Regions from separate parts of the Homo sapiens genome. Here region 1 is linked to region 2. A link is a contact called in ENCODE Hi-C or POLR2A ChIA-PET data. All regions are on one chromosome and are shown on one strand. The core of a region is the stretch at or near the end of the contact, and the rest is flanking DNA. Distances in the headings are between cores, read along the strand shown. Region 1 holds the start of AHNAK2 (AHNAK nucleoprotein 2). Region 2 holds the start of BTBD6 (BTB domain containing 6).

What was found. Hi-C counts contacts between places; a loop is a spot of excess contacts on that map. ChIA-PET counts read pairs that join two places held with the same protein, here RNA polymerase II (POLR2A). Pooled maps may share reads with other maps.
Region 1: a loop to region 2 is called in a map of ascending aorta, with 2.5 times the contacts of the local background. The contact joins the promoter of AHNAK2 here to the promoter of BTBD6 in region 2. A Hi-C loop is called at or near these places in 1 of 168 maps with a recorded cell type or tissue (ascending aorta) and 5 of 50 pooled maps. POLR2A ChIA-PET finds 5 or more read pairs at or near these places in 1 of 52 experiments (Caco-2).

The regions. Positions count from the first base shown.
Region 1 is chr14:104,976,814-104,979,793 of GRCh38, reverse strand. It overlaps AHNAK2 (AHNAK nucleoprotein 2), which reads left to right and starts at 1,420. Exons shown (of 7, transcript NM_138420.4): 1 at 1,420-1,611. The coding sequence starts at 1,557. RefSeq lists a silencer at 1,277-1,436.
Region 2 is chr14:105,246,955-105,250,000 of GRCh38, reverse strand. BTBD6 (BTB domain containing 6) reads right to left here and starts at 1,468. Exons shown (of 4, transcript NM_001387567.1): 1 at 916-1,468; 2 at 754-844; 3 at 523-641; 4 at 1-361. The coding sequence starts at 1,289. All of the region lies in intron 5 of BRF1 (BRF1 general transcription factor IIIB subunit), which reads left to right. RefSeq lists enhancers at 1-260, 1,052-1,842 and silencers at 867-916, 1,117-1,676.

The DNA of each region.
Region 1 (2,980 bases), core at 171-2,670, 270 kb after region 2:
TATGTATGTATGTGTGTGTGTATCCGTATGTGTGTCCGTGTGTGTGTGTGTCCCTGCATCTGACCCACACCCCTGGACATTGCCAGGCAGCTCCTCATGGAGGTGGCGGTCCTCTCCTGGGTCTCTTCCAGCCCTGCCTTCCCCGACAATCCCTGCAGAACTCCACTCCTTCTGGGGTATGCCCGGTTTGGGTCTACACCAGGCCAGGCGTCACCAAACTCTTAGAACTCCCTTGGGCCCCTGCCCTCCCTGTCCACACCCCCAGGTGTGCTGCCTCTGTGTGGTGCCCAAGCTAGATCCCAGGGAGGCTCCCACCCTCTGCACTCTGATCCTCACCAAGTCCCCTCTGCCTGCATATCCTTTCACTCCCTCCCATACCATGGCCGTGGTTCCACTGCTCCTGTTTCCAGCTGTGCCCCATGCCAACACCCCTAGCCACCTGCGCAGTCTTTCCTCAGCTCTCACCACGCTCAGAGACCCTGCTTGGAGCCTTAAGTGGCACCTCCTACCGACAGGAGCCCCCTCAGCCTCCTTGCTGCCCTGCCCCCGCCCACTGGGCCTGACTTTCAACCCCAGCCCTTTTGCCCCCATTCTCTGCACACACGCTACTCTGTCCCCTCTCTCCAGAACGCTTCCTACACTGCCTGGCACATGTCTCACCCCTAAGGTCCCAGCTTACACTGCCAGGAGCCCTCCAGGACCTCCGTTCCCCCGCCCCCAGGGCAGTGCCGCCCTGCAGAACGCCTCATCCTTACAGGCTTGCTTGTGTCTACGCCAGACCTGGAGCCCCTGGGGCAGGGCCAGTGGGGTGCTGGTTGCCGCTGTGTCCTAGGCCCTAGGCTCTTGACAAGAATCAGCAGAAAGGATGACTCTGGGCGGGGTTCTGGCTCCAGGACTGCCCCCAGCGCTGGGCGCTCCCGCACGCGGCGCCCACCCCGCAGCCCTGCCCGGGGCGCCCTGTTCCCGCTGCACGCTCTCAGCCGCGTCCTCGTATCTGCCACCCACCAGCCCCTGCAGAATTCTATCTTGTCCTTATGCTGCCAGATCACCTCCTGCGGTGCCCGCGACCCCTGTTGTCCCCGCAGGCTGCCCCCCACCCCAGCTTCTGACTAAAGTGTCTGTCTCCCCCGGAATGGGAGGTGAAGACAGCGGCAAGTCCAGGAGCCTCGGTGCGGGGATCCAGAGGTCGCTCCCTGGCGGGAGTCCAAAGTTAATTCTGCGGACGCGACAGGCGGGCCGGGGGCGCGGGGTGGGGCGGGGCCTGGCTGGGAGGGGCGGGGCCGCGGCGACGGCAGCCAATGGGCTGAATGAGGCCGACGGCACCGCCCGCGAGCGCGCTCCGCAGTGGCCCGGCAGGGCTGGGCGGAGCCGGGCGGGGTCCTAGCTGAGCGGCTGGGTAGCCTGGCGCGCGGTGTCCGCAGTCCGAGGTCGGCCGCCCGCGGCAGCGCAGGGCAGCGGGGCAGAGCGCGGCTCCCGCCCGCCCGCCCCGTGCGCCGGAGCCGGGACCAGCGACTGGACGCGACGGGCCGCCAGGCCCGCACCGCCTGGCCGCCGCGATGTGCGACTGCTTCCACATGGTGCTGCCCACCTGGCCCGGAACCCCCGGCAGCGGTGCGCCCCTCCCCGCCTGCAGCCCGCTCCCCTGGGGCGGGTGGGCTACGCGCGAGGGCGCGCGCCGGGGCGTGTCCAGGGGCGCGCAGTGCGGGCCTTGGGGGCGGGGGACTCGGAGACGCCTGCGGGACTCGCGCGTGGTTCTGGGCCTTCCCGGCCGCTGGAGTCTCTTCTCCCATGCCTCGCGTTCTACCTGTCCGTGGCTGTAGGTTCCTGCTCCTCTCCCGGCCTCTGAGACTGTCTCTGTCGCTCACTTTGTTTCTCGGTGGCTGACTCGTCTCTGTCGCTCACTCCCTCTGTCACTCGCGGTCCCTGTCTGTCTCTCCTTCTCGCTCCTGCCCCGCTCCTGGGACGCTGTCTGGTCGAGAGGCGGCCTCCTGGGAGGTGCTACCGCACTCTGGAGCAGGGCTGGTGTCTGCAAGGGGCGTGAAAGCCGGGGCCGCCGGGACCCGGGGCACCTGCACCAGGCTTGCCCTCTCACCTGCTTTGCGGGAGAGCAGCCAGGCTGGTCCAGGAGTCTGGGCTCTCCACTTTGGTCCGGGGCTTCCAGGCAGGGCTGGGCTGCGTCTACTGTGTGGCTGTGTGGTGGGGTCGCTGGCTAGGTGGAGGCTGTGGCAGGGCTAGGCCTGAGGTCTGGGGCCTGGTGAGGGGCCTGAATGGGGTCAAAGTCAGGCCACAGGGTCCCGCAGTGCTGGGCAAGGGAAAGTGGGTGCTACCTACTGGCATGCCCCCAGGGATGGTCAGTAGCCTCCCTCTGAGCCGCAGGCTACGGCATGTGTACCTGCTGCTCTTTGTGTGTCTGTCCCTGCACTGGGCCTGGTTCCGGGGCCTGGGTGTCTCAGCATCTTGGAGGGCAGGGCTGAGGGGGGCAGGGCAGTCCCTTGGGCGCTGGGTCTATGCTGCTGCAGCTGACCACACCCAGGGCATTGGCAGCCACTGGCCAGGGGGTTGGGCTGGCCGGCACTGGTGCAGGCTGGACCCCACTCCTTGGGGAAAACAGGTCAATGCTAATGGTGCCGACAATGCTGCAGGTGAGAGGGGTGCCCCTGGCCTGGGCATGCCCCCCAGCTGCAGCAGGCACTACCAAGGCCCCTCCTGTGGCCTGTCTGTCTGGTGCGCACTTAGGGTGGGAGGCTTGTCTGGGGGGCTCCAGAGCAGGGAGGCCCCTACAGCACCTGCTTCACGGTGTCGCAGATGGGAGCCCAAGGTGTTTGGGCACAGCAGCGGGAGGATGATGGCTCCGGTGGGCTGGAGGCCCCTGGCCCCCTCCTCTTTCACTATGACTGGCCCTGCCCACATGGCTGCAGGTCGACCTCCTCAGAGGGAGAAGGGCAGGGCCCCCAGGCATGGGACCACTACCCTGCCCCCA
Region 2 (3,046 bases), core at 219-2,718:
CCTCTTGCACTCCGCCTCGGCCCAGTTCAGGACGGCCTCGAAGACCACCGCCTCTTTGGTGTTGAGGGCCTCCCGAGTGACAATGATCTCCAGCGTCTGCCGGTCTATCTCACAGAAGCCTTCGGACCGTAGGGCCATCTCGGCCTGTGCGTCAATGACCTCCCAGCAGCGCTGCGTCAGCTCGGGCTCCTCAAACAGCCGGCTCTGGGACAGCAGGACGCAGGCGTTCTTGGCTTCCAAACTTGTCTCCAGAAAGTTGACACAGGCTTTTGCCAATGCTGGGACGATGTACTTCTTAGCAGCGTACAGAGTGGCCAGCACCGTGTCGGCTTCCAGATCGATCTCATCACTGTACATGTACCTAGGCGAGGCAGGGCCCGCGTCAGGGGCTGGCTCCCAAGCACCCATCGCGGGGCTGGGCCTGGGAGAGGAGTCCATCAGCTCCTGTGTGCTTCCCTTCAGAAGCCTCCGGAGGCCGCCTAAAACGGACCCACCCGTCCCTCCCCAGTAGAGTGGACTTACTTTAAGAGGATCAGAAAGGCTGCGGGCTCCACGTCTGGAATGTGAATTTCAGATTTGACTTCCGCCAGGTCTCCGTAGAACATGGCATAGAAGACGGAGCTGCCGACAGCCAAGACGTACTGGGAGGAGAAAGCGCCGCCGTGAGCCTGGCTCTCCCGCAGGCTGCGTGTCAGCCACACGGCGGACGGGGCGGACGGGGCACGCGTTCCGAGAGGGGCCGCCGCTACCCACCTTGTGGGCGGGCACCGTCCTGGTCGCCCCCGGGGGCCCCACGACGAAGTGCACGTCGGCCATGAGCTCGTTGTTGAACATGAGCGCGTTCCTGCAAAGGTAGAGGCACGGGCTGGGGGCGTGGGCGCGCGCGGGCGCGGGGGCCGCGGGGCACGGGCTCACCTCTCGCGCAGCGTGGGGCGGCAGCACCGCCAGCCGGGGCTCTCCTGGTGGTTGTTGCCGAGTGTGGGCGGCGCGGGCGCGGGCGGCGGCGGCGCTGGCGCGGGGGCGCTGGGCGGGCTGCGCGGCCCGGCCTTCCTGCCCACGGCGGCGCCGGCGTTGCTGTTGGCTAGGTCCGCGGCCGCGGCGCTGGCGGGAGCGTAGAGTTCCGCCGCCATCTTCGCGGGCGGGGCGGCGGGGGCAGCCTCGGCGCCTGTGGACGCCGCGCCCCGCGCCCTCGCGCCGCGCCGGGGCCTCGGGAGCGGCTCTGCAAGCAAAAGCAAGGAGGTCAGGCACTGAGCGACGCGGCCGTGCAGGCAGGCTAGGGGCAGCAGCATGGGCGGCGGCGGCGCTGTGACCCGCGGGGCTGCCACCCGCTCCCCTGCCACCCCCGCCCCTGCGACCCTGCCCGAGCCCAGCCTAGCGCAGCCCGGCCAGGCCCGGCCGCGGGGGGCGCCGTCCCGCCCGCCCGCCCGCCCGAGCCCGTACCCGCCGCGGCGCCGGTGCGTCACGCTGCGTCAGGGCCGCGCCCCGCGCGACGTCGCTGCCTCGCGGCCCCGCCCCCAGGCCCGACATCCTCGAAGCTGCTCGAGCTTCTGCCCAGCAACCGGCGCGAGCCGCGCGCTGTGCAGAGGTAGCCGTGGAAGGCGGCTCCCGGCGCTGGCAGGCGGCCGCCCCCAGACCCGCAGTGCCATGCGCAGGTGCTTGCGCCCGTTCTTCAGTTAGCGATCTTTTGGTTAGGAACGCAGGTGGACCTGCTTGTTTGGCCATTTGCATTCCGGAGTCTGCCTCTGGCCGCGGCCTGTGGGATGGTCGTTGGGCTTCCTCGTTCGTTCAGATGCTTCGCGATTTAGCTTGCTACGGACGCCAGCAGCCAGCGCTTGCAGAGAGCGCGGTCCACTCTGCTCTGAGGGCTTTACAGGGGCAGGCGCTGCTATTTCCCGGCATTTTCCTCGAGGAAATAGGCACAGAGAGGTTAGTCGCGCGCTGAAGGTCACACAGCCGGCGGGTGGGCAAGTCAGGATCTGGCCCTGGGCCTGCAGCCCTGGAGCTTGGGCCCCAGGGCGCGCCCTGCCTCTGTGGCTCTGCCTGTGGATCGCAGTCGCAGGCTCGCTCCTTGTGGGGCCTCTAGCCTCCCGGCCTGGGGCTAATCCTGGGAGGTGCGTGGCATGGGGCACTGGCTTTGCTGATGAGGAGACCAGACTTCAGAGGCCGTGTCACCTGGCCTGGGCCGCACAGCTGGTGCATGCCAAGCTCGCGTGCAGACGAAGCTCCAGAGGCCTGGCTGTCAGGAGGGTTCCTCCCCGAGGACACACACGCAACCTCCTGGACCGCCAGGCTTTAGACTTTTAAAACTTCCATATGCAGGAAACCCCACAGGACGCAGCCAGCATCTCGGGTCATGGGTGCACCTGTCACCGCAGTCCTGGGCTAAACAGTGAACAGGAGCTCTGTGTCTCTGTGGTCGTTACAGTTGTAGTGAATGTTCCCTGGGAGAGTCCTCTTCAGAAGATATTTGCGGTATTTTCAACAAAGGACTCTCCAGGATGGAGGAGCAACTACAAGTCAGGAAGGAAAAGGCTGACAACCCAGTTTTTTAAAAAACGGGCAAAGGACGTGAACAGACACCATGCAATGGCCCAGAGTGCACAAATCATCATTTCTCCCAGGAATGGGGTGCCCGAGCCCCCAGGCGGCTGAACTTGAGACTTGTCACGTAGTGTTGGTGGAATGCAGAGCAGCTGGAGATCACCTGCTGCAGGTGGGTGCGTAACTCCGCACGGCCAAGCCGTTTGGAAAGCTGTAGCATATGCATGAGAGTCCGGAAAGTTCCGAGAGAAAGTGTGTGGATGCACCCGCCAAGGACACACCCACCGAGGCCACAGCTGCGATTTCATAGTGTGGGACCCCACTGGCAAAGACACGCTGGCTGCTGTGGCCGTGGTTTCTGTCCCAGCCGTCTGTTTCCATAGAAAAAGGTAACGGGCATAAGCAGTTTCCAGGAGAAATACAAATGGCCAGAGTGGAGACAGCCTACATGTCCATCAGCAACAGAAAGGATCAGCAGGTTGTGGTGGGTCCATTTGGGGAATGC